2 separate regions of the Homo sapiens genome follow, and region 2 is linked to region 1. A link is a loop called in an ENCODE intact Hi-C map of the cell type or tissue named here. Cell type or tissue: Caco-2. All regions are shown on one strand. Each heading gives the region's core, and the rest is flanking DNA. Links, peaks and the distances in the headings are about the cores only. Region 1 has its middle 730 kb from the start of LINC02476. Region 2 has its middle 810 kb from the start of LINC02476.

The links. Peaks named below come from ENCODE experiments on the same cell type or tissue, not always from the same donor. Only the 100,000 strongest peaks of a DNase experiment are listed, where the experiment ranks them.
Region 2: it touches region 1 in a loop (3-fold over the local background); 3 of 110 quality-filtered maps call a loop at or near these places.

The regions. Positions count from the first base shown.
Region 1 is chr7:119,174,865-119,177,796 of GRCh38, forward strand. No RefSeq gene overlaps it. Among named protein-coding and RNA genes, the nearest start is that of LINC02476, 730 kb to the right of the region's middle. In Caco-2, for the core only: CTCF peaks have their summits at 1,351 (motif pointing left) and 1,552; a DNase peak (open chromatin) is centred at 1,307.
Region 2 is chr7:119,099,371-119,102,302 of GRCh38, forward strand. No RefSeq gene overlaps it. Among named protein-coding and RNA genes, the nearest start is that of LINC02476, 810 kb to the right of the region's middle. RefSeq lists an enhancer at 1,357-1,945. In Caco-2, for the core only: no CTCF peak of the experiment used is centred there; a DNase peak (open chromatin) is centred at 1,561.

The sequences.
Region 1 (2,932 bases), core at 326-2,825:
CCCCATGTCCATGTGTTCTCATTGTTTAACTCCCACTTATGAGTGAGAACATGCAGTGTCTGGTTTTCTGTTCCTGTGTTAGTTTGCTGAGGATGAAGGTTTCCAGCTTCACCCATGACCCTGCAAAGGACATGAACTCATTCATTTTACGGTTGTAGGCTTAAAAAGATTGAAAAGATTATGGAAACATTCCAACATTTAATCCAGCAGCAGGAAAGGAGGAATCCAGAGAGAAGACATAAATGGTCATTAGTAGGGAAGATAAGGAGAGTTGTATTTTCACCCTACTCAGTCCAAATTATTTAATTAAGCCATTACACAACTGAGGGAGTAAAAGTGATTGTTTTTTCAGAATGTATGATTCATAAGAGTTATTGGAAAATTTGAATGTTTATAATCATATTGTTTTACTTTCCTTAACATTTTAGATAATGCATTTATGTATTTATTTATTTTTGTTGTCTTTTTTAAAAACTACATTTTATTGTGTATATTTAAGGTGTACAGTACAATGTTATAAAATACACATATATGAAAATGATTTTTATAGTGAAACAAATGAACATATCAGTCATCTCAGTTTTTAATATCAAAATAGATAATATAGTTGAGCATTTGCCATTTTTGGCTAAATTGTGTATTTTTTAAAACTGCACACGCTGAAAAGGACATGGATTTAACTCAAATTATCACAGATTCTGAAATTTGTACATCATACGATTAGTTTAAGTATTTAAAATGTTTGTAAATATAGAAATTTAACAAGTAAAATATGTATTTATTCCATATTAAAATATAATATACTCATTAAAAATGTTGCCCTATAATACATGGAAAAATCACACACTATGCACACTTTATTGTTAAAGAATAACACTACTGTTAAGGAATACAGGAACCAACTGTATTAGGGTTCAACCACAGGACAGAAAATATGCAGCAATTGGAATAAATGAAAATGCAATATGAGAATTATTTAAAAGCAGGAAGGCATTTATTCTAAAGAATAAAGAATTATAGACAACAGTCACTGTTGCTAGGGTGGAGTCAGAACCCCCAAGGAAGCAATAAATCTGGAGGATTCCCTTCCTTCAGTGGCCTGGCCATTCAGGCCTCATGGCAGAGAGCACAACTCTGGCTCTGGATGACAGAATTTGCTAAGGTGCCTCAAGCAAGCAGAGGTGTCCTGTGAGGCTGCTGCGGAAATGACTGGGAAGCTACTGGAACTGGCTGGAGCAAATGCCGCTGGCTGCCTTTCCTGCATGCAGCTAACACACAGTAGGAGAAAAAAGGAAACAAGCACACTGGAATCAAGTCCTTTTCTACTCTTGTGTCTCACCAGCGCCATCTACTGACAAACCTTAAGCGTCTTGCCAGCTGACATAGGAGAAAAGTATATTTTTTAAATGTTTTTAATTGAAACAATAGAGTTCAGAAAAGCCATGAAAAATGAATTTGGAGCTGAGAGGTAAGAAAACAATAACTGACATGCCAACATTTACGATGGAAAATGTATGAAATCTGGAAAGATCACAGGTGGATTGATAGCTACATAGACAGGCAGATATAGATATTAAATATTTTGGCATATGGGAAATAGTGGAAAGTATTACATAATGTTTTAAATAATATACTGTTCATTACAAGAAATTAATATGATGGTATAAAATGTTTATTATTTCCACAACCGAAAAAGAAGTGGAAACAGGAGAAGGTCTAGCATCAACAGTAAGGATTTCTATAAAATAAAATAAGCTTTCATTTTAATAAGACACACATCATTAGGAAAAAATAGACTGGAATATTCTTGGTTATATTTTTGACTAGAAAAATAAAGATCTTTAGGATTTTCAGGAATCTCCAGATTTAACTCACCAAGTTCATGAAAATTGATATCACCAACCCAATATTTTCTCTACTAGAATTGCCTTATTTGAAAGACTGTGTCTGAACTTAGACCCAGTGTAACTAATTTTATGAATATATATATATTTATATATATATATATATAAACAGATTCTGATAAATTCTAAGAGTTGTTTAGCATGTCGGAATCTTTTCTGTGTCCAGCCATAGTCTATTAAAACAGCTTTTCTCAAAGTGTGGTCTTGGGATCAGCAGCATCACTATCACCCAGGAACTCATTACGTCAGGTTGTGTCCTGACCTCAGCCACTGAGGTCAGGCCCCAACCAAGATCTCCTGGATGAGACATTTTGAGGAGTGGGCCCAGTAATCTGTATTTTCAGAGCATTTCTAGGTGATTCTGATGCATGCCAAAGTTTGAGAATCACTGATGAGTTTCTCTATCATAAGTTTTATTGACAATTGCTCTAGATTCATAAAATATTTAATGAATATCTCTTTTTAGAAGTCTACTTGAATATAGTTTATTCTGAGGGTTGCTTCTTCTGGTAGAGTTTCCCATTTATATCTGACTTGTCCACTGAATGAACATATTAGAAGTATTGCTGTTACCTGAAGCTTATTATGTATGGACAAAAATAACATGTAGTTGGCTGGAGTTTAAACATTAGAAACAGAGCAAATATTATTACTTGAAATGTACTAACACTAAAATAAATGAAAACCTTATTCTGGTGTTCAAACTATGTATTTTAGCTCTGTTGTTTTATAAATCAATGTTTCAAATAATATATATATATGCAATTTTATATACAAAAACATGTAGTACATTATTCTCATTTCAAAAGAAACGTGCAATTTAGTGTTCGGCACCCCAAATCTTTCAAATTTTTGCCATTTGGAGCACTGAAGAAAATCAAAAACAGCAACTAATTCAATACTGTAACATGTTTAAATTGAGCAGTATATAAATTCAGATTTTTGTTCTTCTGCTGGGAAAATCCCCCTCAACACTTCAAGATCCATCACCATATCCTACAAGTATCCTACTAAGTAGTACTTTTTAC
Region 2 (2,932 bases), core at 148-2,647, 76 kb before region 1:
TGAGGAAAGATTTACTTGCTTGTTTACTTTTTATAGTGAGAAGTGAAAGCAAAGTCTTACTTAATAAAGAATGGAGTGTTAGTTATAGGAAAAAAAGGACACAGAAATGAAACCTGAGGTAAATTTGTTTAATGTCTTGATTTTTCCAGTGACAGTCCAATATGGGTATTGTGGGTAAAAAAGGTATCTTCATAAGCTCTTGAGTGTATGGAAACAGCCCATGGAGAGTAAAGAGTGTGAGAGACTGAAGTTCTGTTTGCTATGATGTGCTTTGGGAATCTGGGTAGCCAAATCAATCTTTGAGCTTCAACACCCTAGTCACTACTAAAGAGTTGAACTATATGATTTGGCACTCATCTCTAAATATCTAGCTATACAGAAGTTACATTAGAGTCAATTTTAATATAGAATTTCTTGGTTTCCTCTGTAAAGTTCTGATTCAGTGTGTGAGACAAGGAGGCAAGGTATTTGTTTTTAGCCAGCTTCTCTGTAGAGTCTACATGGAGCCAAGCTATTGGGGCACTGCTCTCTTCCCCTCCACGCCACACCAAGGTTTCATGATTCTTCCTCTTGCCTATGTCAGGTATTATAAGTAGATATTCTTTTTTTCTAAACAATTATACAACAAAAATATGGTGTTTTCTTGGTGCATTGGATTTCTCTGAAATCAAATGTCTTTTCCCCTCCCCCATTGATTATGGTATCTGGTTCAGTTACTGAATATAGTTTATGTAGGTGTTAGCAGCTCTGCAAAAAGGAGATTGCTTACTTAGTAAAAATACTGGTACAGCCCTCTCTACATGAACCAATAATGCATGTCAGGCCAAAGAGGGCTGGAAAAATCTTTGCATCACTCATCGTGTTGTCTGTTCACATTGAAGGGGTGGCCTGCCCCTTCACACCTGTGGGCGTTTCTCGTCAGGTGGAACGAGAGACTTGAGAAAAGAAAGAGACACAGAGACAAAGTATAGAGAAAGAAAATGGGCCCAGGGGACAGGTGCTCAGCATACAGAGGACCCACACCGGCCCCAGTCTCTGAGTTCCCTCAGTATTTATTGATCATTATCGGGGGTTTCTCGGGGAGGGAGATGTGGCAGGACAATAGGGTAATAGTGGAGAGAGGGTCAGCAGGAAAACATGTGAACAAATGTCTCTACATCATAAACAAAGTAAAGGAAAAAGTGCTGTGCTTTTGATGTACATAAACATCTCAATGCCTTAAAGAGCAGTATTGCCTCCAGCCTGTCTCACCTCCAGCCCTAAGGCGGTTTTCTCCTATCTTAGTAGATGGAATATACAATCCGGTTTTACACTCAGACATTCCATTGCCCAGGGACCAGCAGGAGACAGATGCCTTCCTCTTATCTCAACTGCAAAGAGACCTTCCTCTTTTACTAAGCCTCCTCAGCACAGACCCTTTATGGGTGTCAGGCTGGGGGACAGCCAGGTGTTTCCCTCCCCACAAGGCCATATTTCAGCCTATCACATGGGGAGAAAACTTGGACAATACCTAGCTTTCCTAGGCAGAGGTCCCTGCAGCCTTCCGCAGTGTTTTGTGTCCCTGGGTACTTGAGATTAGGGAGTGGTGATGACTTTTAACAAGCATGCTGCCTTCAAGCATTTGTTTAACAAAGCACATCCTGCATTACCCTTAATCCATTAAACCTTGAGTCAACACAGCGCATGTTTCTGTGAGCACAGGGTTGGGGGTAGGGTTACAGATTAACAGCATCTCAAGGCAAAATAATTTTTCTTAGTACAGAACAAAATGGAGTCTCTCATGTCTACTTCTTTCTACATAGACACAGTAACAGTTTGATCTCTCTTTCTTTTCCCCACACACATCCCCTAAGAAAATATATTTTTGCATTTGTTCTACTATTGACTTATTTTCTTAACATTTTAAACCTTAAGAACAAAGGTTAAATAAAGCACACCACATAATCTTGCAGGGGATATTTGCATTTTAAAACTGCCAGTAATAGAAGAACGTGATAGCACACGTAGGCATAGGTTTTGATCAAAGATGGGAGATATAGGGGACTCTGAAAAAAATCTCTAGGAGTAATGAAAAGTAAATAGAGATGGGCTTAAAATAACTCATAGACTATCTCATTTTTGACTTGTATTGTTTTTGTATCACAGGAATTTGAGCACATAAATATAGTTTCTATGAAGTACTGATCATATTCCTTCAGCTTAGTGACATAGCTAAGTTCAAGTTAAAGTAGAGTAGGCTGTCATTAGTAAAAATGCCCAGATAACAAAAAATAATCATGGACCAAACATAATTTTCATAACTATAAAAGTTTAATGTTCAGACTGCTTTTAAGTTTTTCAATGATTTTTTTTCAATCAGACACATTTTTATGCTTCACACATTTTCATGCTTCACACATTTGTAAGATTTGCAGGATAAGAAATTGTGGCCATTTTTAGAGCATAGGAAAATGACATACACAGAATTGTCTTACATAAAGTCACAGGAAGAGAAATCGTTGATCCACAACAAGGACTCAGTACTTTTAGAAATTTGCAACAATCAAAATTAGAAAATGGATTGTTTGAGGCAAGCAATTTCAATCTCATTTACTAGAGTAGGAGCTCTTCAAATATCTGGTAGGTGATCGCCTAAAAAGAACAATAAAACAAACTATTTGGGGGAACTTTAGATATAATTTATCACACAAAATGCTGAATGACTTGGAAAGCAGCTCAGAGTCCTAAATCAATGGCAAACGTGAATGTTTTTTCATCCATCACCCAGTGATATTAGAGGTGACAACCTGGTGAAGGCAACAGAATTCTGCACATTTTATGATGAGATTTGCTACTGCATTTTATGAGAGGTATTTTGAATGAAAACTTTGTCACCATTTTTTAAACAATTCTTATTAATCTTCACATTTCAAAAACATATTTGTGCAATTCT